Regions from separate parts of the Homo sapiens genome. Here region 2 is linked to region 1. The links are chromatin contacts, found by Hi-C or POLR2A ChIA-PET in ENCODE. All regions are on one chromosome and are shown on one strand. Each heading gives the region's core, a stretch centred on a gene start or an enhancer-like site at or near the end of the contact. The rest is flanking DNA. Distances are from core to core; before and after follow the strand shown. Region 1 holds the start of CIB2 (calcium and integrin binding family member 2). Region 2 has its middle 17 kb from the start of SKIC8.

Region 1 (3,764 bases), core at 536-3,035:
ACGCCTGTAATCCTAGTACTTTGGGAGGCCAAGGCAGAAGGATCACTTGAACCTGGGAGTTGGAGACCAGCCTGGACAACATAGTGAGACTCCATCTCTATTTTTTTTTATATATATAAATAAAAAAAAATCCTGATCTCTTCAAAGTCCACTGGCAGTTGTGGAATGGTATGTTGAGCCAGTGCCTGGGTCCAGTCCAGGTTCTACTAATTCCCAGCTGTGGGACCCTGGGCAAGTTACTGAACCTCTCTCAGCCCAACTCTTTGCCTATAATATGGAGATAATACCTACTGATTCAGTTGTCCTGAGTTTAGAAATAACAGTTGTATGGGCTGGACCCCAAAAAGATAGCGGTGACTCCATTTGGTGGATGGGGAAGGAGTTCAGAACATGCCACCACAACATATGCTGCTCTGGCATATTGAGTATTTGAGTTAAAGGCACTTGAAAAATAGCAGATGCAAGAAGGGCACTCTTGATCATCCTTCTTTTTCTAAAAAACAGGAGATGAGGCCGGGCATGATGGCTCACATCCTATAATCCCAGCACTTTGGGTGAGAAGCCAAAGTGGGTGGATTGCTCGAGCCTGGGAATTCAAAACCAGCCTGGGCAACACGGCAAAACCCCATCTCTACAAAAAAAATACAATAATTGGCCGGGCGTGGTGACTCAGGCCTCTAATCCTAGCACTTCGGGAGGCTGAGGCAGGTGGATCACCTGAGGTCAAGATTTCGAGACCAGCCCAGCCAACATGGTGAAACCTCTCTCTACTAAAAATACAAAAAAAAATTAGCTGGGTGTGGTGGCATGCCCCTGTAGTCCCACCTACTAGGGGAGGCTGAGGCAGAAGAATCGCTTGAACCCAGGAGGCGGAGGTTGTAGCGAGCCAAGATCGCGCTACTGCACTCCAGCCTGGGCGACAGAGGGAGACTCCATCTCAAAAAAAAAAAAAAGTATTTAGATTTTGCCAGTTCTCAGGGTCTTCATTTCCTTATGAGGGCTTCCACGTCATGTAAAACTTGTATTAAATCTGTTTTTCTCCCCTTAATCTGTCTTATGCCAAATTAATTCTCAAGCCCAGCCAAAGACCCTAGGAGGGCAGAGGTAAAGTCCTGCTTCCCTTACAATGGCATCTGCTTAAAAGCTCCAAAAAATGTCTTGGCCTTTGTCACACTTCTGTGGACACAGTCAAGTCCTTTAAATCCTCTCAAGTCTCACGTTTGTAACCAAGCCAAGTAAATCCTGTCCTGCTCCCTAAGGAACACAGAAGGTCTGAGATGCCCTGCCTAGGCCGCGCCCAAAGGCCAGATGGGCTTCCCGAGGCCTGGCCGGGAGGGCCTCAGATGTCAGCTTGACTGACCCCCTCCTTCTCCCCAGAGGGACAGGGCCCGGGTAAGGGCTTGACCAAGGTCGCGACGCGAGACGGTGGCGGAGCCCGGCCCCAGCTAGATCCACGCACTCACAGTCCTCGCTGCCGCCCCCGCCCCAGGTCAAGGGGCGCCACTCGCCCCACTGCCCGCCTCGAGAGGGTTTTTTCCCAGGCCCCGCACCCTCACGCCGTGCGACCTGGACTCCCACGGCGGGACCCGGGCTCACACCTCTTCCTGCTGCGGGGCGGAGTCGCCGCCGCTCCGGGTCTTTGTCCCCGCCTCCGAGACCCCCGCGCGCCCCCAGCACTTCCGGCCGCGGGAGCCAAGGGTTCGTGCCGGGCAGCGTCTCCCGGGGCCAGGTCGCCTCCTGCCGGGACCCGGGCGCGCTGCAGCCGCGGAGCCGGGTGCCCCGCCCTCTTCCCGCCGGCGGCGGAGTCGCTGCCGCTCCGGGTTCCCGTCCCCGCCTCCGAGACCCCCGCGCGCCTCCTCCAGGCGAGCTGCGGGGCGGGAAGGGTCCGGCCACCGTGGGCCGCTGCCAGCCGCGGGGCTGCCGAGGGCCGCGGGCACGGGGCGCTGGCTCCGGGTCTGGCGGCCGCTGATGGGAGTCGGAGCCCGGGCGGGCGAGCGGCGGCGCGGCGGCCACCATGGGGAACAAGCAGACCATCTTCACCGAAGAGCAGCTAGACAACTACCAGGTGAGCTCGGCGCGCCCGGCCCCCAACACAGGCCCCGCCGCCCCGCCGCCCCTCCCTTTTCTCGGTCGCTGGCCGAGGCCTCCCGAGAGCCAGCTCTCCCAGGTTCAAACCCTGCCTCTGCCTTCAGCTCGACGCGTGACCTTGGGCCGGTGACTTCCCCTCGCCGTGCCTCAGTTTCCCCACCGGTGGAATAAGAGCTCTTTCCAGTTGGAAGAACCTCTCAGGCGCGCCTCTCTCCAGCTACTCTCGCCCTAGGCAGGACCCGAACCCCTCTCCAGCCACCCATTCCAGCGCCCATCTGGCCCGGAGAGGGAGTCAGTAAACTAGGCTGGACGGAGGACCGCCCTCCCCGCTCCCTGCCCCCCAGCCCCAGGAAGGAGCCCAGGAGAGCGAGTCTCTGTAAAGCAGAAATGAGAGCTGGCGTCCTGTCTGGTCTAGGAGTGGGGTGCATCAGTCCCCACATGCAGTCTTCCCTTGGGACTGTCTTGTTTATCGGCTGGGGTTCGCTCCTTCTGACCCCAGCATGGAGATAACTGGAGCAAGAACGCAAGCCCGGTAGCAGCCTTCCAGGGCCACCTCTCCCAGCTCCCTTAGGCCCTCAGTAGCCACCTCCTTAGACCTTTCTAGGTTTTCCTGCCTCCAGAGCCAGCTTTCCAGATCTGGAATCCCAATACCGTCCCACCCAGGTAAAAACTTCGCTGTGGTTGCAGGATGAAGCCCAACCCCTTGGCTTACCCGGAGCCCTGGCCAATTGCTCAGCTTATCTCTGCAGCCTCAGTCTCCCCAGGTCCCTTCCCTGCCCTCTGCATGGCAGCCGCCTTAAAACCATTTGCAGTTGCTCCAGCTCACCAGGCTCATTCCTCCCTCCCTCTCTCCCTCTGCCCATGCCATTTCCTGGGCCTGGATGCCTTTCCCCCCTCCAGAGGATCTCTTTCACCCTTCAAGTCCCACATCTGATGCCTCTCCCCTGACTCCCCAGGCGGAGGGGGCAGGATTGTGTTGTGGCCTGTGTAACTGGGCAGGAGGAACACCAACAGGGTCTCCATAGGCACTTGTTGCCTTCATCAGTGCTTACTTTGGCTGTGAAGGAAAGCAGGTGTGAAGTGTGGGTCCTCTGATGTGGGTGAAGGTAAAACAAAGGCCCCTTCTCCTCCTAGAAGCCCTAGTTGTCAGTAATGGATTTCTCAGCTCCCCAGGTGAGGCCCTGGGAAGGAAGAGGGGAGACGCATTTATGGAGCACCTGCTGTGTACCAGGCACAGTAATTGATGCCCTCTACGCATCAACTCACTTGATCATCACAGTGAGGTGGATTATTAGCCCATTTTACAGACGTGTAAACAGAGGCTGAGGAGCCATTCAGGGCTCACACAGGATTTCGAATCTTGACTCCTAGGCTCACTTCTTTAGTTGGGAGTGGGCTGGGCTGGGCCATGTGTGCTTTTTGTTCCCAAGGCACTCAGTCTCAGACACTCAGAGACAGACTCTCACCTCCAGTGTGTGGCCCTTGTGATAGAGGCAGGTGGTGGAGTGTGTTCTAGGGAAGGGCACTAGTGGGCAGTGGGAGGCCAGCAGGGAAGGGGGACAAAGTCCAGAAACGATACAGCACTTGAGCAGGCCTTGGGAAGATAGGTCGGGTTTTGCCCAGTGGGGCCCAGAGGAGGCATTCCAGGTGGAGGGGACAGCGTGGATAAAGGCTTG
Region 2 (3,764 bases), core at 779-3,278, 180 kb before region 1:
AAATACTCTATAAAATTCAAGGCCAAGCAACATGCTAACAAGATTTTTCATATTTGACAGATTGGCTCTAAAATTTATATGAATGAATAAATATACAAGGATAACCAAGAGAGTTATGAAAAGGAAGAATAAAGAGGAGGAAATTTTTCCACCAGATATAAAAATTATCCTAAAGCTTTAGTGTTTTAAAACCATGGAAATTGGCACAAGAGTAAAAAAACAGATTGATAGAATAGAATTAAGAGTCCAGGGACATATCACCTGTGCATATATAGAAATGCAGGACATAAAAAAGGGGCACTTCAAATGTAAATCCTTGTGTATAATATTCAAACGTTCCAGAATTAATTAAATACCTAAGTCTCCTCCTCCCCTTTCCAGCCAGCTTCAGGTCTTCGGTGTGAACAATCCCATCACATGGATGTACACTAATTTACTCAACACAGTCCCTTTCTATTGGACATTTAGGATTTGCCCACTTTTTTTTTTTAACAATATGAGGGGCACTGCAATGAGCATCTGTGTCTCTGAAGCAGTTTTTCTTTGTTTTTGGATTCTTTCCTTAAAGAGCTGTTCTAGGAGTGGAATTGCTGAAGCACAGGGTAGGGTATGCCCACATTGCTTTCCCAAAGAGCTACTGTGGGGTCAGGGAGAAGAGGTCCAGGGTGCATAGTTATTTCATTTCATTCATTCATTCATTTCATTCATTCATTCATTCATTCATTTCATTCATTCATTCATTCATTCATTTCATTCATTCATTTCATTCATTCATTCATTCACTGAGCTCCCGTGCTGGGCTGGGTGTCAGGACTGGGGATCCAGGTCAGGCCCAGAACATATGATTCACCGAAGGAGAGGCATGGAAACAGGGATCTTCAAAATCAGGAGAGTGAAGTCACCTGGCATGGCAGTGCTCGGAGCAGCACGCTGTGAGTGTCCAGAAGAGGGCTCCCCAGGGTGCTGACATTTAGACTGGGCTGCCTTCTGGAGATGGGTGTGAGAAGAAGCAGAGGCAGATCACAGAGGGCCTCAGATGCCAGGCTGAGAAGTTGGGACTGTGCCCTGTGGCCATGGGGAGCCACAAAAGGTTGATGAGCTGCGGAGTGATGTGTTCACCTGCGTTGTAGGAGGCTCACGGGGGCAACCTCGGCACAGCTCCTGCCATTGCTGGCCCTGCACTTCACAGCTCTGTTGTGCTGCCAGCCCTGCCTGACCCTCTGAAGCAACAAAGCCTCCTATACCCAGAGGCCTCCCGGTTATCCTTGTATATTTATTCATCCATATAAACTTTAGAGCCAATCTGTCAACCCCTAAAAGTCCAGGAATGAGCAAAAGTCCCGTTTCGCCCTTCTCTTGCCCTCAGGAAACTGTACCTTGTCTCAGAGTCATTGAGGGTGTGTTTAGTTGGATCTGCACCAAATAGGGCGGTGGTGGCTATGGAATTTTATCACATCGGTTCTTGTCCTGCCCCCGCTGCTGATTCCTGAAACGACCTTAGGTGAGTGAGTCCTTGCTTTTTCAGGCCTGAGGTTCCCCACGGTAGAGTGAGGAGTTTGAATCAGCTCATCTGAGAGCGCTGCCAGCCTGTATTTACACAATGCAAATGGAGCCCCAGCCCCTAAGACCAAGCATCAGCTTTTATAGGGGAAACACCGGGCTCCGTCAAGCAGAAACCCCGCCTGACTCCCGGGGCTTTCTGGGACTCCTTCCTGACCGCCTGCCTCCTCTCAGCTGTCTCTGGTTAAGCCTGTTAGATCTGGTTCTGTCTGAAGAGATGCGCACAGGCTGCTTTCCACCCAACACCCATCCCAAGGCCTGTTCCAGGCCCCTTTTGTCCCCCAGGCAGCAGAGGCCTAGCGACAGGCCTCATTCATCTTCCCACTGAGTCCAGAGACAAAGGGCTTAATGTGTGTGCAGATGGGCCTGCCCCTCCATCATCCCTCACAACCAGTGTCCGATAATGTGCCTCCAATGAGTCTCCCGTGGCCACCCTCTGACCAGGGGGTGGCTGGGCAATGACACATGCAAACACAGGGACTGGATGACAAAGCAAGCCTTGAGGGGGCATGGCGGGGGGCAGGGCATGATCACAGCCCCACGGAGAATCCCATAAGTCATTTCTGATGGGGATACATTAGGCCTCTCAAAGAGCACTTGCCCCTGAACACTGAGCTGCCAAATTAATTGACAAGGGACCTTTACAGGCAGCTCCTAGAGAGCAGGAACCCCTGTCCCCAGAGGCCCGGCCCAAGAAGCTGTCGTTTTCTGAGAGGAAAGAATTGTGCCCTGTCTGGCCAGAGCTCAGTACCCTTCTGGGCTGAGTGAGACCCTGGCCACTGCAGAGGGTCGCATGTATGTGTGATCAAGGAAATTGGGTCCCAGAGAGAGCAGTGATGTGCTGTAAGCACACAGCACATAGGTGGTGGAGGTAAGGCTGGAACCTAGGTCTCCTGACTACTCTGCCAAGCCCTTTCCCTCCCTCTTGTGGCCAAGCCCCTGAGTGCTGCAGAGGGCTCTGACTGCCTAGTCGTAGGTCCTCCCCACCCTCGTGGCAGGGCTTCTAGGGGTCAGGGGGAGAGTCCTCAGCCCCTGTTCTCCCACAGAGCCTGAGCCTGGCCCTGGTGAAAACACTGATGACCCCCCTCCTTTTTTATTTTTTTAGAAACAGGATCTTGCCTTGTCACCCAGGCTGGAGAGCAGTGGCAAAATCATGGCTCACAGCAGCCTCAAACTCCTGCCTCAGCCTCCCAAATAGCTGGGACCACAGGTGCATACCACCATGCCTGGCTAATTTTCTTATTTTTTATAGAGACAGGGTCTTGCTATGTTGCCCAGGCTGGTGTTGAACTCCTGACCTCAAGCAATCCTTCTGCCTCAGTCTCCCAAAGTTCTGGGATTACAGACATGAGCCACTGAGCCAGCCTAAAGCCCCCTTTAAAATGCAGACACAGAGCAGGAAGAGTGGCAGAAAGGATGGAAGGAGTGCCAGCAGCCAGGAAGCCATAGCTGGCCACTCACGGAAAGCCAGAGCACAGTACTAGAGACACAGAAGGCTGTGGATGGGAGTGGGCATCTGGGGACTAGGCTCACATCCCCACTCTGCCCTGGCCCTCTTGGGGATCTTAGGTCAGCCATGTCCTTCCCTGAGACCTTACCTTTCAGCAGAATGAAAGACTCAAAACAGGAAGCAATGATCCTATCACTATTCGCTCCCGTTTATCAAGCACTCTCTGTAAGCCAAGCACTGCGCTAAGTGCTGCTGAGTCCTTGTCTTATTAATCTTCGTAACAGACCCAAGAAGAAATTGTCTTCATTTTACAGGTGAGGCTGGGCACGTGGCTCACACCTGTAACCCTAGCACTTTGGAAAGTCAAGGTGGGAGGATCGCTTTAGGCCAGAAGTCCAAGACCAGCCTGGGCAACACAGTGAGACCCTGTCTCTACAAAATAAATAAAAACTAAAATTTTTAAAAATACAGATAAGAAAACAGAGTTTCAATAGCTAAAGTTACTTTTCTTACAAGTGGCTGAGCCCAGGTTAGAACCCAACCTCGGGGCATGCTCCTGGCTTAGGGACAAGGATAAGAGGGGACCAGAGAACAGACAGAGAATTCCAGAGGCCCAGGTTCAGCCAGGAAGCGCAGGTCAAAGTGGGTCCCGAGTGGGGAGGCCCATTAGCCACCAGGCCCCTTGGCCCCTGGAGAGAGGCACAGCGCAGAGGGAAACAGCCCACCTCCCCGCAGGTCTTGCTGAAGACCCTCC

What was found. Hi-C counts contacts between places; a loop is a spot of excess contacts on that map. ChIA-PET counts read pairs that join two places held with the same protein, here RNA polymerase II (POLR2A). Pooled maps may share reads with other maps.
Region 2: a loop to region 1 is called in a pooled map, with 3 times the contacts of the local background. The contact joins the enhancer-like site here to the promoter of CIB2 in region 1. A Hi-C loop is called at or near these places in 2 of 50 pooled maps. POLR2A ChIA-PET finds 5 or more read pairs at or near these places in 5 of 52 experiments (activated B cell, activated T-cell and activated naive CD4-positive, alpha-beta T cell).

Annotation. Positions count from the first base shown.
Region 1 is chr15:78,129,466-78,133,229 of GRCh38, reverse strand. CIB2 (calcium and integrin binding family member 2) reads left to right here and starts at 1,785. Exons shown (of 6, transcript NM_006383.4): 1 at 1,785-2,065. The coding sequence starts at 2,015. RefSeq lists a silencer at 1,561-2,080.
Region 2 is chr15:78,314,580-78,318,343 of GRCh38, reverse strand. No RefSeq gene overlaps it. Among named protein-coding and RNA genes, the nearest start is that of SKIC8, 17 kb to the right of the region's middle. RefSeq lists a silencer at 1,568-1,677 and an enhancer at 2,547-2,596. Within about 2 kb of position 2,028, at least 4 of the 41 ENCODE cell types and tissues checked have a DNase peak (open chromatin) inside an H3K27ac peak, as active enhancers do.